Linked DNA regions of Homo sapiens: region 1 is linked to region 2. Evidence: chromatin contacts called from ENCODE Hi-C data. All regions are on one chromosome and are shown on one strand. The core of a region is the stretch at or near the end of the contact, and the rest is flanking DNA. Distances in the headings are between cores, read along the strand shown. Region 1 holds the start of LINC03100 (long intergenic non-protein coding RNA 3100). Region 2 holds the start of LINC01237 (long intergenic non-protein coding RNA 1237).

What was found. A loop is a pair of places that touch in the nucleus more often than their neighbours do. Pooled maps may share reads with other maps.
Region 1: a map of naive thymus-derived CD4-positive, alpha-beta T cell shows a loop between it and region 2 (12-fold over the local background). The contact joins the promoter of LINC03100 here to the promoter of LINC01237 in region 2. A Hi-C loop is called at or near these places in 1 of 168 maps with a recorded cell type or tissue (naive thymus-derived CD4-positive, alpha-beta T cell), 6 of 37 single-sample maps with no recorded cell type and 12 of 50 pooled maps.

The regions. Positions count from the first base shown.
Region 1 is chr2:242,086,981-242,090,189 of GRCh38, forward strand. It overlaps LINC03100 (long intergenic non-protein coding RNA 3100), which reads right to left and starts at 1,585. Exons shown (of 1, transcript NR_186294.1): 1 at 371-1,585. It overlaps LINC01881 (long intergenic non-protein coding RNA 1881), which reads left to right and starts at 1,653. Exons shown (of 7, transcript NR_130702.1): 1 at 1,653-1,821.
Region 2 is chr2:241,879,966-241,883,130 of GRCh38, forward strand. LINC01237 (long intergenic non-protein coding RNA 1237) reads left to right here and starts at 1,398. Exons shown (of 4, transcript NR_110220.1): 1 at 1,398-1,513; 2 at 2,595-2,670. LOC105373978 (a long non-coding RNA gene) reads right to left here and starts at 1,362. Exons shown (of 3, transcript XR_924077.3): 1 at 1,150-1,362; 2 at 904-1,052. RefSeq lists an enhancer at 828-1,418.

The DNA of each region.
Region 1 (3,209 bases), core at 335-2,834, 210 kb after region 2:
ACACACACACACGCACACACACACACACACACACATACATGCCTTCTTTTTGTTCCCAAAAGCTTACTTTATCTTATGTGAAATGTAGATCTACTGAGTATGAGACAGATGTATAACCCTCCCCCATACCTTTCTTTTCACATGTGAAATGTAGATTTGCTGTACTCTAATCAGAGCCTCACAAAAATGTGACCACTTGCCTCATAGCCTACTCTCCCCTCTTTCCCCTCCTACCGGCGCTTTTCCCTTAAATATTTGGAAAAAAGTACAGGCCAAAAATCCTACTGTAACCTGTGTTTCTTTTTCCCCAGGCAAATCCACAATTTTGGCAAAATAAACCTCTATATCAGTTGTGATCTGCCTCAGACACTTTTTGGTTTACACAACAATCCAATCATAGCGATTTATTTGGAAATATACCTTCACAAGTTAAATCAAACCACAGCACTACTGGGCATTATTTGTAATGGCAAACTATTGCAAACAATCTAAAGCCCATCATAGACATCATAGAAACTATTCTAATAAATTGATACATTTATATAATGGAATAATCCGCAACCTTGAAGGGAATGAAGGAAGGAATAAAGAGAGAGGGTAAGGAAGAAAAGAAAGGAGAGAGGGAAGGAGGGACAGACAGGTGTTTAAATTGGGGATGTGCAAGCAATATTGCCTGCTTCATTGCCTTCACATTATCTAAAAGCATGTGGTCAAGAAACACTATTACAATAAGCACATCAGAAATAACTTCTAAAATTACTTTTCCAAAATATGAATCCATACTATACACTTCCTGTAATGTGCACCAAATGTAGATGCACACATTTTAACAAGGAAAAGACTAATACTCATATTTGCTTGCTACACACCAGACACTGTTTTAAATGTTTTGCACACGTTAACTCATCTGTTCTTACAGAAATCCTGTAGCGTGCACCGCCACCTCCATGTTTCTAGGAGGAAACTGAGGCACGGGGGCTGCGGCTCCTGGACGCACCTGGCCTTCTCGGCCTGCCTCTCTCCCTCCAGCCGCCCCACATTCTTTTTTCCTAATTGGAAAAAACTATTCACGCTGCTCCTCCAGGGCATTTCAACCTTCTAGAAAGACTCGACAAGATTCGAAACTGTTTATAAAGAGAACGTGCTTGTGCCTGAATGCTGAGTGTGAGCGCGCAGTGATGCCCTAGAGTGCAGTCATCCCGGGCTTGGCGCCCAGCGGGTGGAAATACGGCCGCAGGGTGGAAATGCGGCGGCGGGGCTGCCCAGGCTCCTGTGGGACCCGCGCGGCGCGGGCACGCACATTCTCAGGGACGCGCGTCCTCAGGCCACGAGAACACCTGAAGGCCCCGGCCAGCGTCCTCCAGTGAAGACCCGGACCGGCGTCGTCACCCGCCGCGCAGGCCTAAATCTCAGGTCTTCACCGTCATCTCCCAGCGATCGCAGGGATCTCAGGCACTGACCGCGCCCGTCCCTGCGCCCCCCCGCCCCCGCCCCCCCGCGCCCCCGCGCCCCCGCGCCCCCGCGCCCCCACACCTCCACGCCCGGCACTCTGGGCGCGCGCGGACGGCGGGGCAGTGCCTACTACGCAGGCGCACGCTGCGGGCGTCAGGACCCGGCAGCAACACTGCCACGCGAATCCGCGCCGGCCAATCAGCATGGCCAGGGGCGGGGCTTCCCTGAGGCGCGCCGAGAGGCGGTGGCCCACTTCCGGCAATAATCGCCTGGTCGCCGTCAGGTGCCGGCCCAGGTGGCAGGCGCGCCCGTTGGGCACTGGGGGACGCGGGCGCGTCAGGTGAAGACTGGGGGCTGCAGGCGCGCTAGGTAGGTACGGGGTGCCGCGGGCGCGTCAGGTGAAGACTGGGCGCCGCAGGCGCCTTAGGTGAAGATTGGGGATCGCGGGCGCGTCAGGTGGGGACGATGGGCCACGGGCGAGTCAGGTGAAGACCGGGGGCGGCGGGCGCGTCAGGGGAAGACATGGGGTCGCGGGCGCGTCAGGTGGGGACCGGGGGTCTCGGGCGCGTCAGGTGGGGACGGGGTTGTCGCGGGCGCGTCAGGTGGGGACGGGGTTGTCGCGGGCGCGTCAGATGGGGACGGGATTGCCGCGTGCGCGTCTGCTGAGGTCTGGGTCCGCGGGCGCGTCAGGAAGGGACGATGGGCCGCGGGCGCGTCAGGTGGGGTCTGGGGGCGGCCGGCGGGTGTGGAGGGTTCATTCAGGGAGCTGCGGGCGAGTCAGGTGGGCACGGGGACCGCCCACAGGTGCATCGCGTGTCCTCAGCCGCTTCCCCTGCCCACCTTCTGCGACCCCTTCCCGCCCCCACCCTCCTGGGCCGTCTTGCAGGCCCGAGCTTGTGTCCGCCTCGCTGGGCAAGGTGTTTCGGGGACGACTCCTGCCGGCGTTTGCCCTCCGGGCTCGGCCCTTGCCTCTTCGCCGGTGGGCACCTGCTAGGTGTGACCCCTCATTCCTCCAGGCCACTCTGCCCCGTCTGCTGCTTACCTTTTTTTCCCTACTCCTGGTCTGTGGCTCTGGCTCTGTCTCTGTCTCCTCCCTTAATTTCTTTCCATGCTTATTTTTCTTGCAGCAGACACTAATTTTGCATCCTTCCCCTCACAGTAAGCTCAATTTGACCTTTTTCTCAATTAGATTCCACCTCTGTCCTTGGGTCTATTCAAACTCATTTTGAAGACTAAAGAATCTAGAGAACCATTTCTTCCCTTATGAAGCTGTCTCTTGCTGCCTCCAAATCCTTACCATCCGGCCCTAATCAAAAAAGACGTTTACTCTTTCATATTCTGTTTTCTCCTCGTCTTTACATGTTTACCTTTCCCATGAGGAATCTGTGATTATCTGTAAGTCCTTACAGTAAATCTTATTTCTGACTCTCAGCCCTCAGTGTGCCATTTTTTTAAATGTCCTTTCTGGATCAAATTTGTCCACACTTTTAAGCAAAACAAATAGGGAAACACATGTGGTCTTTTAAAATGGATTAGAGTTTTCTTTCCTGTCTTGTTTTCCTTGTTTTAGTGCCTTTATATTTAGATTCATCATTACTTGAAATCATATTAGTGATCTGTAATAGACGGTAAAAAAAAAAGTTAAAAGGCTTATAATTTAATGGCATCTGTTTTAATAGGGTTTTCAGGAACTGCTATTATAAACATAGTGGGTAGGAGCATGGATCCCGGAGTGAGACTCCATCATTTTGAATCCC
Region 2 (3,165 bases), core at 148-2,647:
TACCCCTGGGAACAGAGCGTGAATGCCTTTAAAGCTAGTTGGAGCAGAGAACCAATTCCAGACACCCAGAGACATTTAGATAACTCATTACTAGGGTCCTGGCCCTGGGATCACTCCCAGGACTAGTTCTGTGTCTGTCCAGGTGTGATCCAGGAGTGCAGTGACGGATGTGGATGTGGGATTGGCACAGGACTTCCGCCAGCAGAAGAAAGGAAGGGAGGGGAGGGGAAGAGAGGGCAGGGGAGCAGAGCGGAGGAGAGAGGGGAGCAGTCTTTCCAGCTGGGGCTGGCCTAGGCTGCTGGGTCATTTGGGAAGAAAAGGTGATTTGGACTCAGGGAGACTGAGGGTGCCCTCGGGCCAGCATCTGAGGAGAGTGACAGGGGTTTCCTGGCTCCACAGCCCCAGGTGGCCTTGGTGGGTGCAGGCAGAAAATGACCTTTTCAAGTCCAGTTCCAACCCAGAGGGGGTTCCTAGACCCAGCGCCAATCAAGGGGCACCAGGGAGGCAGCAGAGGTTCCCGCAAATCCAGAGCAGAGTGGCTGCCAGACACCCCACATCCTCTTCGCAGCAGACTGAAGGCCACCCCACACTTGGAGGAGCCCGGGTGAAGCATCTGGGGAAGACCCTCAGCCCTGGGAGAGTCCCTCCAGGGGTGAGCAGGTGGGCTGCCCCTCAGGGTGCGGCTCATTTCGATGTAAGTTTTATAAAATAAGAAAAGGCGCCCTATAGCACCCCTTTGGGAGCCTCGTGTCACCTCCAAACATATACCTCGCTTCCAGGTCAGAAGTAGTGAAATGACCATTGCCAATGCAAATGGAACTGCCTTAGGACACATGGGGGAGGTTAGGGCCTGCTGTGGGGCCTTATGGTGGGCCCCGAGGGGCCCCGCACACCTGTGCTCACCTCCCAGGTCATCGCTGGGCCGCCTCTGTCCCCTGGGAGGCTCTGCCTCGGGGAGCCCTCTTCCCAAGCTCCCAGCAATGACTTCCAGGCCTCCCTCAGCATCAAGAGGAGCCACGTCTTCTTCTTGTGACCCAGCAGTATAATTCACCCTAAATAATGGCAGAATGGGTTGTGTGTAGTCTTTAAAAGTCAAAACAATTTTGCACACAACAGGAGTCATTCAGCAGTGGCTAACACTCTCCTGACCTGTGTCGGCGCTGGGCTCCAAGGTGTACCTCCGCACGCATGGGGTTAACTACGCCCCCATGACCATTCCCTGCAGGAGGGGCGGGACAGAGGACTGCGTTATGTTTCTCCTAAAAGAAAATCATGAAAGTCACACACTCCAGGTGCCACACTTATTATGGAGGGAGGGAAAGCAGATGAGCGGGCGGGAAAACTAGCGGGCTTGCCACGCCCAGGCAGCGCTGCTCGGGTTTCCGCTTCCTCCGCCCCTTCCTTTTTCTCTGTGCATCCTCAGTGACGCGGGGCACAGCTCTGCCCGGGGGCCTACCAGAGCCCACCTGGACCCCACACTGGGTCAGCCCTGGTGCGGAGGAGGCCGCTGTAGGTGGGCACGGGGCAGCACGCGTTAAGGGGCTGGACGGGGGGTGGCCATGCGTGTGAGGGCGCTGAGCAGGGGCGTGCCCATACGTGTGAGGGGGCTGGGTAGGGGCGTGGCCCAGCGTGTGTGTGTGTGTGTGTGTGTGTGTGTGTGTGTGTGTGTGTGTGTGGCTGGACAGGGGTGTGGCCACGCGCGAGGGGGCCGTGCAGGGGGCGTGGCCACGAGCGAGGAGACTAAGGGGCGTGGTCACGCGTGTGAGGGGCTGGGCTAGAGGAGTGGCCCTGTGTGCGGGGGCTGGACGGGGGCGTGGTCATGTGCGAGGAGGCTGAACAGGGGGCGTGACCACGTGTGGAAGGGGGCTGATCGGAGGTGTGGCCACATGTAAGGGGGCTGGGCAGGGGGTGTGGCCACGTGTGAGGGGGGGCTGGGCCGGGGCGTGGCCACACGTGTGCTGGCTCTGCTGTGGGCTTCCTTCCCTTCCTGTGCAGGTGGTGGTGCCCTCTGCGCCTTCACTGGGGCCCAGCCAAGTAACTGAATCCAGCCAGGAGCAAGGGCAGACGCTGGCACAGGTCCTGCCACTGTCCCCAACCTGGGTTTCAACACAGCTGAGGCCTGGCATAGTCTTTCTGGGCGCCTCTGGCTGGCTCGGTCTGAAAGGTGGGACAGATGCAACTGGGGCCTCCCCGGGTGCAGCGTGGGTGGCTCCTGGCTGGGGAAGTGAGAAGCCCTCCGTGCGGTGTCTCTGAAGCAGCCCCAGGCCAAGGCTGTGGCGTGCTTGGTGGTGCTGTAGGCCCAAGATGTTTATGGGTCGAGGGTCCCCGGGGCCGGGATTCTGATCCCTGGTGAGAGGTGGCTGGGAGGAAGTCCAGACGTGTCCTGAGTGGCCATTCCTCACACTGAGGTGACACCGCCTCTCCAAACACGTGACGTGGCTGGAAGCAGATGCTGCTGTCCGGTTCTCCCTCCTCTCCGTCCCTGGCTGGGACATGTGGATCTCACCCGCAGCCACTTTCTTCTGGCCTCTGTCCCCCTGCCTGGGACACGTGGACCTCACCCCCAGTCTCCTTCTCTCCTCTGCCCCCCGCAGGCGCGGCCAGGTCACAGTCGGCACCAGAAGTTTGGCAGATCTCAGTGAGGCGTTAGTTTGCATTTCCTTGTGACGGGTGAGTTGAACACCCTTTCATGAGTGTATTGATCACTGTGTACCTTCTTTGTTGAAATGTCGTCAGTATTTAAAGTCACAAATCTTCCTCTAAGACTATGCTACAATTTTTGTGTAATATTTTGATGGATATTTGAAATAAGTGCTAATTTTCTTTGGATTTCTTCTTTGACCCATGCTTTATTTAGAAGAATCTCTTTATGTGTGTATTTATTTTTTAAACCCTCTATTCTGAGAAGCATATTTAGAAGAGTATTGCCCACTTTCCAAATATGTGGAGAGTCTAAAAGGAATCTTGCTATTACTGATTTAATTCCATTTTGATCAAGGAACAAACTGCAGGATCTCACTTTTTAAAATTACAGAGACTTATTCTTACTGTTTAACATAAGCCCTATCTTTGTAAATGCTCCGTATACACTCAAAAATTACTTGTGTTCTGCAGCTGTGGGGTGGGATGCTCGCCAAGAGTTAATGAGGTGCAGCTGGTTGACAG